2 separate regions of the Mus musculus genome follow, and region 1 is linked to region 2. A link is a loop called in an ENCODE intact Hi-C map of the cell type or tissue named here. Cell type or tissue: left cerebral cortex. All regions are shown on one strand. Links, peaks and the distances in the headings refer to the core of each region. The heading gives the core; the rest is flanking DNA.

The links. A loop is a pair of places that touch in the nucleus more often than their neighbours do. Peaks named below come from ENCODE experiments on the same cell type or tissue, not always from the same donor. Only the 100,000 strongest peaks of a DNase experiment are listed, where the experiment ranks them.
Region 1: a loop joins it to region 2, with 22 times the contacts of the local background. A loop is called at or near these places in 2 of 42 quality-filtered maps.

Annotation. Positions count from the first base shown.
Region 1 is chr14:83,636,051-83,641,740 of GRCm38, reverse strand. No RefSeq gene overlaps it. Among named protein-coding and RNA genes, the nearest start is that of Gm24774, 230 kb to the right of the region's middle. In left cerebral cortex, for the core only: no CTCF peak of the experiment used is centred there; DNase peaks (open chromatin) are centred at 1,485, 1,719 and 3,217.
Region 2 is chr14:83,243,942-83,249,631 of GRCm38, reverse strand. No RefSeq gene overlaps it. Among named protein-coding and RNA genes, the nearest start is that of Gm24774, 160 kb to the left of the region's middle. In left cerebral cortex, for the core only: no CTCF peak of the experiment used is centred there; DNase peaks (open chromatin) are centred at 2,084 and 2,516; H3K27ac peaks cover 365 bases.

The DNA.
Region 1 (5,690 bases), core at 470-5,469, 390 kb before region 2:
TGTTGCTATAACGCAATGATTCTCATTCCCTACAGGTAACACTTGGCAAAATGTACAGTTTTTTTTTTTTAATTTATTTATTTATTTTTTATTCTAAAGATGAAAGCAGGGGATCTTTTGGTATTTATTGGGTTGAAGCCAGGATTACTGCTAAATATCCTGTACGATTTAGAATATCTATATACCATAAAGTTTTACTGGCTTAATATCACAGTGGCTTGAGATAAATGAACTTTAGTTATCATAAATATTTATTAAAATATTAGAGTTACTTAGAGAACTAGAAAATATGCACCTAAAATTTTATAGTGTGTATGTATAGAAATTATATTTACTTTATGATGTTCTACTGCAAAAATTCTGTATTATGCCAGTCATATTGTCTGCTGCTCTCTCTTCACATATATTAACATCTATAAAACATCCCAGTGGTAAATGTCTAATATCTCACTTGCTATTTAGTTTCCATGTTGCTTTCTCATTACAGGAATACTTTATCTGATTGGAAATGTAAAACCTTCATTTCTTGTTTCTTTCTGCTTTTGTTGTCTATAATGTGTGAAAATACAATGATATTTTCGCATGTAATGACTTTTACAATTTTTTAAAAACTATTAAATTCCTCAAGTAGGAATTTTGTAGATTATATCATTGTGTTGTACAAAGTGTAAATCTCTCATAGTCTTTGGTTTTTTGTTTTTTGTTTTTTTTCACTTCAGAAATCGACAATATTAGATTTTTCATCTTATTAAAGACAATTCTGGAACAAATGAAAAAGAAAATTATTAATTCTTTATATTTTTTAAGAGGACATAAGGTAGACACACAATGTGCTCACTCACATATAAGAAAATCTAAGGGTTTAGGAGAATAGGACCAAATAATGTTTACTGTATTAAATACAAATATTTTCAAAATCACTCATATACTACCAAACTATTTAAGTAAATTGTCAATAATTTAAAATCCATGTGTAAAGGGACAAGGGAATAAACTTGAGCTGCTACTTACACTTAGTATTTTTAAAATTGAACCAGAAACAAAGCAAATGAAGTCAGATGTAATCTACATCACTTGTGGTTTTGTTTTCTCTTTCACAGTGCAATAAAGATATGTTAAGAATATCTTGAAGAAACTGAAACGTCACTGTGAATATCCATCATATAAAACAATTTTTCATCCTATTAGGAGGTCTATCAAAAAACATGAAAAGACAGGAAAAATAATTTTAAGTTTAAGATAAATCTGTATATGGTGTTATCATCTGCTTTAAAGAGAAGTCATAGAGATAAGATTAAAAATCAGTCCAATGGTGATGCCCTGTTAGAAACTGGAGTAGTGAAATTGTATTTCTTAAAGACAAAACTTAAAGATGCTTAAGAAAATTGGAAATGCCAAGCTGGCAGCAACCAAGACAGACATATTGTCTATGTTAAAAACAGACTCTTACAGTGATAGACAGAGTTCTTCAGCTGAGTTGGCTACAGTGTGATGCATGGGTGCATATATTATATGGGATTACTCACTATAATGAGTACAACTGCAGACGTGAAATCTAAAACTGTTCCAAAGAATACTTTTTTTGAGTTAAATTAAATGAAACTTTCTATTTTAACCAATAATAACTTGTTTGGCCATAGTTTACTTTGTCACATTATAATATAGTCCGACTCCATTTTGGATGTTTAACTGTAGTCAGCTGGCAAGCACCTCCATCCACTCTGCCTGTGTATGCTACATGGTAACTAACTGATATATGCCCATGTGTTCTTGGCAGAAGGAGAAGGGTAAACCAAAGAAGACTCTGCCCACTTGGGAAACAGCACTTCAGCTTTGCTCTATAACTAATAACCATGAAGCCAACACCCTCTCCCTTCTCTACAGGCTACCACTCCTTCCCCTGAAAGACTTATACGGAAGTACTGAGTCCATATCTTTTTGATGAATCTTTGGTATCTGCCGTATACACTTGTATATACCTGCAGAGTGACTATAGTACATCTCAATACATAGATATATATGCAGCAGAAGACTGATAAACTATATCTCAGAAGTTGTGGATTGTAGGGAACATCCTAATGTAATTTTTATTATACATGCTAACTTAAAATACTTTCATTTAAGTTTTAAAAACAATTTAATTATCATTTCTCTGGATATAACAGTTAAATTCAATACACTCTCAATACCATATTATCTTTAATATGTAATTTAGGTACTGAAACAGAAATGAAAATGAAAACTTCAAATATAACAGTTATCTAGGGAAATATACAGTCATGATATTTTTAGGGAATACATTATGAATATATACCAATGATACAAAATCTGTATACTATGTAAATGTATTATAGGAAAAAGATTAGAACAAAATCACTATTTTTTGTACCCTGATATTAAAATTCAATCTTAATGTTGACTTTACAAGCAGCACTGTCAGGAATTCATGATACAAAAAAAAATTATTATTGTCATTTTCTACCAATAGTTGTATGCTTATATCTGTGTATGTGCAAGAAGACTTCTAGCTGCCTGGTATGGATATATATGTGTGTGTGTGTATGTGTGTGTGTGTATTTACTATTCATCCACTATGATGTTGAAAGCTTACCTGAATATATATAATGGGATTTTAAATTGTCAATGAATGGCTGCTCAAAAAGGGCATTAAAAACACAGATTATAAATAATTAACATCCACATTAAGAGGTCTAACTATGTTTCAGCACATATGTATGTATGTAAATCATATATAAATATGAACATCCATCTGGTTCTTGTATGTGTTATATAAATATATAGTCAAAGACCTTAGTAATAACTTATATATTTATATTAGTATATCTAAAGGAATACTGATTAATTATTTGGCATTATTTTAAGTTATCAATATTTCATAATGGTTGTAATAAAATGTTAATTTTGTCTGGATGTATTATTAGTAATAATTTCAACCAAAGACATTTTTAATTTGAAAAAATATTGGAATATTCAATGGTAGTAATAATCCTTTTTCTAACAAATGAATTCCTGGTTTGTTCTGTCCCTTTTAGTGAGTGTCTAAAAATTGAAAACTGAAACTGTATAGCAGCAGCAATGAACCAAACTATTACTGAGACTTCAAGGCGCTCCAGCTGCATATGAAGGAGGTGTGAAAAAAGGAAAGTTCAACACTCTATAAAAAAGTAATGTCTTCCGCACTCTGTAGGCTGCTGGTGACTGTGGGGCACACGGAGTAGTACTCACTTGGTGGGTGATTTTTGCAATAGCAGTCTGATCTCAGACTAAATCCTAATCCAAAATTAAAACTCAAGATGTGTTTCATTGCTTCTGAGCCAACACTTTCCAAACAACATTCTCTGTTTGAGCTCCCAGAAGGCTCTGTCACCTTAGGATTTTACCACATTTCAAATGTCAGGCTTCTGAGCATCCCTTCCACATGTATGAGAGTAATACTCTCAGGACATCTGCCTGAGTGATGGCTTCCTTCCTCATGGTAATTACTTCCTTTGGAATATTGGAGACATTCTGTTATGTAAAGTGAAATGGTAAAGATTATGAAAATATTTTGTGAATTTCCTGTTTCTATATTTTCATAAGAGACATACAATGTAGAGAATACAGCTATAAAAGTTTTCAGTTTAACTGGTGGTACTGGAAATAATAAATTTTTGTTGAAAGTAATAGTTGAATGTTCTTTTGATTGCAACACAAAATCGTTGATTTTTTTCTCTCAGGTGGTAATTAAAATCACAAATATAAGTCAATGATATTCACTGATGTTTTGTATTTATGCTTTGAGACAAAAAATTACTTTTGGTACATTATAAATTGATTTGTAATTGCTAAGCTATTCAATAAATGATAAATTTAAGTAAGATATTTGCATTGTATCCTTTAATTAAAAACCTAAGAGAATATTATTTCTTCAGTATCACAAGAAATCTCTTGATTTATAAAGAGCAATGTCATGACATGAAATTACTTGATTGAATCCAAGTTTAAGATATGTAGCCGGGGGAAAGTATAAAGTCATCTAACTAATCTTCTACCTGATAACCCACTAAACACAAAAAGTTATGTATCAGTTTCGAGTTCTTGAAAGAATATTCTCTGTCTATTTATTATCTTAAGTAATATTTATCGATCAGTAAGGTAATTATTTATTGATGACTACCCAGTAAATTATACAAAGAAATAGAAACTATTTGTAAAAGAAACAGAAACATGACTTCATTCTTAGATCATGTTCTAAAATGCCCCCCACATCCTTTTTAAAAAAAATATAGGACATACAGAGTGGTTTTGATTTGAGATGTTGTAGCTATGTCTAAATGTCATTTGATACATTTGCAACCCACAAACAAGCAAATGTAATCATAATGAATAATATTAAAACAGAAAAGCCATTGTGTGTAATATTCTGCTATCAATAATAGGGATCCAAACTATGTCTAGTACTATTAAGTTACATTATCATCCTGTTCAGAAAAATCTAGGGAATAGCTTCAAAAGAGACCAATCATTAATAGCCCCAGTGTTTTGTAAGACGTTATCCCATATGAATGTAAAAATTATGATATTCTATGGAAATAACAAATGATTTAAACCCCAAGAATAAAAATAAATGCAGTCCCTTCTCCAAATAAAGAAATGAAACTATTATGGTCCCAAGATCTATTTATAAACATAGTCTCTAGTAAATTTAAAAGGAGCTGGATCATACAACATGAACACTGACACAAAGTAGAATAAAGAACATATTACCAATACACTGGTTCAGAGGCACTCCTGACAGATGCATAGGTCAAACCAGTTAGCATTGCCAGGGAAAGAATTTCAGGTGACAATGAGCTGTGGATGCTTCTCAGAATAACCTCCTTCCTGGTGCATAGGGTCTTATCTTGGCCACAAGTAGGCATAGTTGACTTTTGACAACATGGTCAGTATCTCATTTGTCCCTTAGCTGCAGGTTTGCTATTTCTCTGGTGACTTCCATTGTCTCCTCATGCTCTCAATATTTGTTCTTGGTGACCCAGGACAGAGCAGCTGAAAAGGATTCCAGAATTTTTTCAATGGGTCCATCTGCAATGACAGATGACCACTCCTTCCTAATTTTTGTCTGAAAAGTAAAAATGGGGCAGGTTAATGCTCCAGCTTATATATTTCCCTCTGTAATAACACCGAAGAGGTTAGAGTGCACATGTGTATGAGCCTATTGCTAGAAATAATGCTCAATTTAAGCAGAATCAGAAATTGTATATAAAGATTTATGAGTTAACTGTAATAGATGAATAATAACAGACAGTTCTACCTGTTGGGCTTATTAATAGCTTGATGAATATCTGGACCAGTAATTTCTCCTATATTTGTAGATGAGTCATCAATAAAATAGCATCTTTCTGTGTATTGTGAGAAGGTTAGACAATTTTGGTAATCACACATTCAGTGTGTAGAAGAAAGTCCCTTAACTTATAGCTTATAGCTCATTAGCCAGATAATGATTTCCTATCTTTCCATAATAATCGGTAAATGAAGTGTGAAAAGTATTTGGAAATCGTGCCGTAATGCTCTTAAAAGTGATTGTTCGTTAAAGCTAATACAACAGAGCAAAGACCAAGTCTATGTTATTTTTGACATTGCTTCTCCCCTTATTTACTAACTGAGCAAGAAATGAATGATAAACAGTT
Region 2 (5,690 bases), core at 188-5,187:
CAACAATAGCACTCAATCACTTAAGGAAATGTAACAAAATAAATCCTCAAGGCTAATGTGACCTGAGTATTGTATGAGACATTTAAGCAGCCAAGAAATTCAATGGTTGAATGCTTCACTGGCTTCATCGTGCAGAGGGCAGGGCAGAACACATAGGTCAGACTATCACCTGCTGACTGCATTCATATCTGCACATAAGCCTTATATGTTCCTACTGATAAGTGATTAACCCCATGTACTTAGCTCATTCAGAAGGACTCAAGTGGTTAAACTAATTAAATTGGAGGTACCCTGCATTACTTGCTACATGAATTCCAGCTGCACCTTTCCTTTAGAGAGTCAAGTATTCCCTCTTGACTTCTGGGCCAAAACGGATGCCTTCTGTATCTCATAAGGGGAAAAATATGTTGTTTACAATGCAACCATTTCTTAATGCTATTTATACCAACAACATTTTTATTACATATTTTTCTTTATTTACATTTTAAGTGTTATCCCCTTTCCTAGTTTCCCCACCAAAAATTTCCTATCCTTTATCCCCTCCCCCTGCTCCCCAACCCACCCACTCTTGCTTCCTGGCCCAGGCATTCCCCTATATTGGGACATAGAACCTTCACAGAAGCAAGGACCTCTCTTCCCATTGATGACTGACTAGGCCATCCTCAGTTACATATGCAGCTAGAATCATGAGTCTCTCCATGTGTTTCCTTTGATTGGTGGTTTAGTCCCAGGGAGCTCTGGGGTTATTGGTTAGTTCATATTGTTGTTACTCCTATGGGACTGCAAACCCCTTCAGCTCCCTGGGTACTTTCTCTAGCTCCTTCATTTGGGACCTTGGACTCCGTCTAATGGATGGCTGTGAGCATCCACTTCTGTATTAGTCCGGCACTGGCAGAGCCTCTCAGGAGACAGCTATATCAGTCTCCTCTCAGCAAGCTCTTGTTGGCATCTGCAATAGTGTCTGGGTTTGGTGGTTGTTTATGTGATGGATCCCCAGGTGGGGCAGTCTCTGGATTGTCATGCTTTCAGTCTCTGCTCCAAATTTTGTCTCTGTAACTCCTTCCATGGGTATTTTGTTCCCCCTTCTAAGAAGGGTCGAAGTCTTCTATTAAAAACAATGAATTCATGAAATGCTTAGACAAATGGATGGATCTGGAGGATATCATCCTAAGTGAGGTAATCCATTCACAAAAGAACACACATGATATGCACACACTGATAAGTGGATATTAGCCCAGAAGCTCAGAATACCCTAGAAAAAAATTGCAAAACACATGAAACTCAAGAAGAAGGAAAACCAAAGTGTGGGCACTTCGATCCAACAACTTTTTAAATGGTTGAAAAACTATAAAATGACCTCAGTTGAAGTCTAAAGGTTTTGTATCACTCTCTCAATTCCATAGATCCAGTAGGCGTTAGGTGGCATTTTCTGCTTTAGCTGTTTTGTGGTGTACATCCTATAAATAAATTGTATTCATTCTGTATTGAATAATAGTTACATATTTTTTCATTACCATGTCCTTTTGATTCTTTACAATAACCTGTAAATGTCATATATTTTTTAAAAGTGGTAATTAGAATGCAAACAATTGAAACAAATAGAAAAAAATTGATGGTGTATTAGGGCCGGTTAATTAATTAATAATTAATAATTTGTTTTAAGTGTTTGTAGAGTGTATACATGTGTGCTGTGATACTTTTTTTTAGAAGAGGACAACTTGTGACTTTCAGGAATCTGTTCTTTCCTTCTACCTGTGGCTTCCAGGAGTCTAATTCAGGTCACCCATCTCAGTAGCAAACACCTTATTCTTCCTACAGCCAAACTTGAAGAAAAAAAAAAGATATTGGAAAAGTTATTACAAAATATTCCAAAATAGTCAAAAGCAGCAGTGAATTATTAGGTTAAAACAGTGTTCCAATAATTCTTGTAGTTTACTTAAGCACATATTCGAGAGAGTAATGTAGTTTAAAAATATTTTGTAGACAGATGCACTCACTCACTTCCCACTCTTTACATTTTTTCTGGGTTCCTCAGCCAACAATTGTGTTTTGAACCACAATGACTTCTAGTGAAACTATTCATCCTTGGTTCATCATCTGTTGCTGTGTAATTTATTACCACAGATAAAAGTCATCATGCATTTTCTCTGTTTTATAATTTCACAAATGCGGGCACTGTGCAACTATGCTCAAAATACAGGGTCTGAAATGAAGGACTTTTCCTAATTACCCTCATATCTGTGACTCAGGATTGTCTCTCACCCTACTGTGGATTATAGCCAGAACTTGGCTCCTGGGGTAATAAAATGTGGGTTCTCAACTTATTATTGGTCTTTTAGGTGTGTTCCTCTTTGCTATCAGAAGCCATATTCAGATCTTGTATCAGAGTTCCTTAGTCATGGAGAAAAGAAGCCTTCTCCTTCTGCTCTTACAGAGGCTTATATAAGACAGCAATCAGACAAGTGGCTTCCTTACCACACTCTGCCTACGCTGCCTGAAGTGTTGATGCAGTCCGGTCTACCAGAAGGCGTGAATCTTAAGATCTGCATCCCCAGCCTGCTCTTGCAATTAGCAGTACTCATGTTACCAAACTTGGGCCAAGGAACCATATGAAAAATGAGTTGGAAAAGGGCAGTGTGTTCCTTCGTAAGCGAAAGCAAGGGTTTTACACACACACACACACACACACACACACACACACACACAACTTCATGTCTTTTCCTTTCATTTAGAATAAGATTGAAAAAGAATGTCTAGGAAAGTACACACATATGTAATGTAGATATAAAACTAAGATAGAAAGATCACAATTTTGTGACATTCTTGGTCTACATGGTAAGTTTTATCTCAACAAACCATGAACAGATTACAAAAAAATTAGTGATGGCATTTATAATGAACTTAGAAACAACTTACATTACAACTTAGACATTGCAACTTAGAAATAAATCTAGACAACCCCCTTCAAAGATAAAAGACAAAAGAGGGAGTCTGGGCTCAGTAGATCCTAAGTACACTATCTTATATATCTGCCCTGGGTTATCTCTCCCAGAACTTATTTCCATGTTGACACGAATGTCCTTACTTGTTAAAATATCTGGAGTAGAAATGATTATTGATTTAGTAATATAGTTTTTGAGAAATAATTTTACAAAAATTGTAGATATTTAAAGTCCATGTTTAGGTAACATCGTTTCATTCCATGATTATTTGGATGTTACCTGTGGGGCCCCTGGAATTTACAAGGTCCCCACTGCTTTGTTTCCTTGATGGCCTCCCAATCTAGTTTTGGATCAAGCTAAGGCTATGTCACTTAGTCATGTCTCTTGTCCCTATAAAATGCCAAATCTTGCCCCTCAAAAGATACAATCTTTTCTTTCACTGCTGTTACGCTATTTTCTGAAATGGTTAGGCTGACATTTTATATTTAGGAACAAGTCTATCATTGCATAAGTTGAGCATGTGTTCTTTTCTCATAAATCAGTTGTGAGCACAAGGCTGAAAAATAGTGTAATACTCTATCATCGCTCACTCAACCTCTCTTTTTAAAGATTTATTTACTTACTATGTATATATAGTGTTCTGTCTAAATGTATGCTTATTTACCAAGAAGAGGGCATCAGATCTTATTATAAATGAGATGAGTGACTATGTGTTTGCTGAGTATTGAATTCAGGCCCTCTGTAAGAGCAGTCAGTATTCTTAACCTCTAAGCTAGCTCTCCATCCACCTCACACAATCTCTGTGAATCTCATTAACAAATTATGCACTGAAACTTTCCTAACCATATCCACACAATTTTCCAAGGTTAACCCTGTTTTTATTAATTCCAGAGTTTAATGATCTGGTAGGAACTTGAAAAAAATTCAATGTTGAAATACATTACAAGGTATACAATTTTTATGTGTTAAACATTTTAACTAACCAAAGGGTATGCACAAGTGCCTGTATATGTGTAGATGTTCCTGTATATGTATTTGTGTACATTTGTAAAACAGAGGATAACTTGGGCAAAATTTCTTCAAGAACACTTCACCTTATTTGGAAAACAGGGCTTCCTGAAGTAGAGCTCACCAACGTAGAATACAGTGTCTGGGCAATGACTCCCAGGGATTTTCCTTGCCTACTTGCTAGCACTAGGATTGTAACTACATACCACACAATCTATCTTTTTACAAGAGTTCTGAAAATCAAACTGTAGTCCTCTAGCTTCTGAAGTGAGTGTACTAATGACTGGCCAACTTCTGTAGCACAAGATTCTTCCTTATTTTCATTCTAGTTCATATTTTCACACAATAGCAAATTTATTTGAGAAAAATTTCACAGGATGATGTGAAAAAATTGTCTGTCATTCTTCTACAAATACTAACTTAACATCTAATAGAATTGAATCTCTTGTACATGTAGGATTCACACCTGATGGATTTGAGTGAGCATTTAAGACTTCTCTGAAGAGCATCTTAAGCCAAATTTACCAGAAATGGCCTTAAAACATATGGAAATAATATTTTTTCTTTTTGTAGTATTGAAAATTAAAGCATGCTGAGGGCCTGCATGGGTCTAGACCAACACTTTTACATATATAAAATGGCTTCCATTTTAGTGTAGTTATGGAATTCTTGAGTAAGCAAAGAAATGTGTCAGATTCTTTTGTACTTTTTTCTTTGTCTTAACCTACTCTGATGTATTAGTTTTTCTTATACATATAATTATTATATTTTAAAATGATATATTCATAATATATTTTATATATTATTATCACTTTCTAATCATTTCTAATGTGATACAGACTGGGAGGGAAATTGGATGGGAGGGGAGGAGGAGATGAACTGGGAGGAGACAAAAATGGAAAATCATATGCAGGATATATTACATGAAAAAAATCTATTTTCAACAAAATGGAAAAAAGAATATAGATTTTATTCATAATTTATATTCTGATTATTGCTTCCTTCTACCAATTTCTCTGAGATGCTGCCAACCTCAACTCCCATCAAAATCCACAGCCTTTCTGGGTCTCATCAAAACAATAAACCTGAATCTAAAAACAATAATAAAATGTAAAAACATAAGAAAAAACAACTAAACAAGCAAAAAGCCATGGAAAAGTACAAGAAACACACACACAGAGAGGGGGGTGGGGGGTTGCACACACATAAGTCCCAGGAAAACGTAAAAACAGAAGACATAGTTTGTACATAAGGAACCTATTACTTTAAAAAAAAATGCCCAGATTTGACATTGTGAGACAAACATTGGATTTAAAAAAATACCATTGACTTTGCTTTTTGTTGGTCATCTACTGCTAGACATGAAATCTGATCCTTTAGAATTGTTTTGTTACCCATATGGAACTCCACTGGAAAGCAATTATTTTAATATGCAAGTGTTATCAACTGAAGGTAGCTTCTTAGGGATGAATGCTTGTGCCAATTTCTTCTCTCAGTGCTTGGAGTACATCTGATTTATATGTATCCATGCCCTGTGCATTGCTACCACACATTCTGTAAATTCATATGTGTGCCAATTCTACTGTGTTTAGAAGGCCTTATTTCCTTGGTGTCTGTTATGGTTCTGTGGTCACTCAGTGATTCACCATGACCATGAATAAATTTTTTATTTAGATGCTGACACCATGACTGATTTGCACCTGGCATCAATACTGTACCTTAGAGTTGTCTTAAGATGCA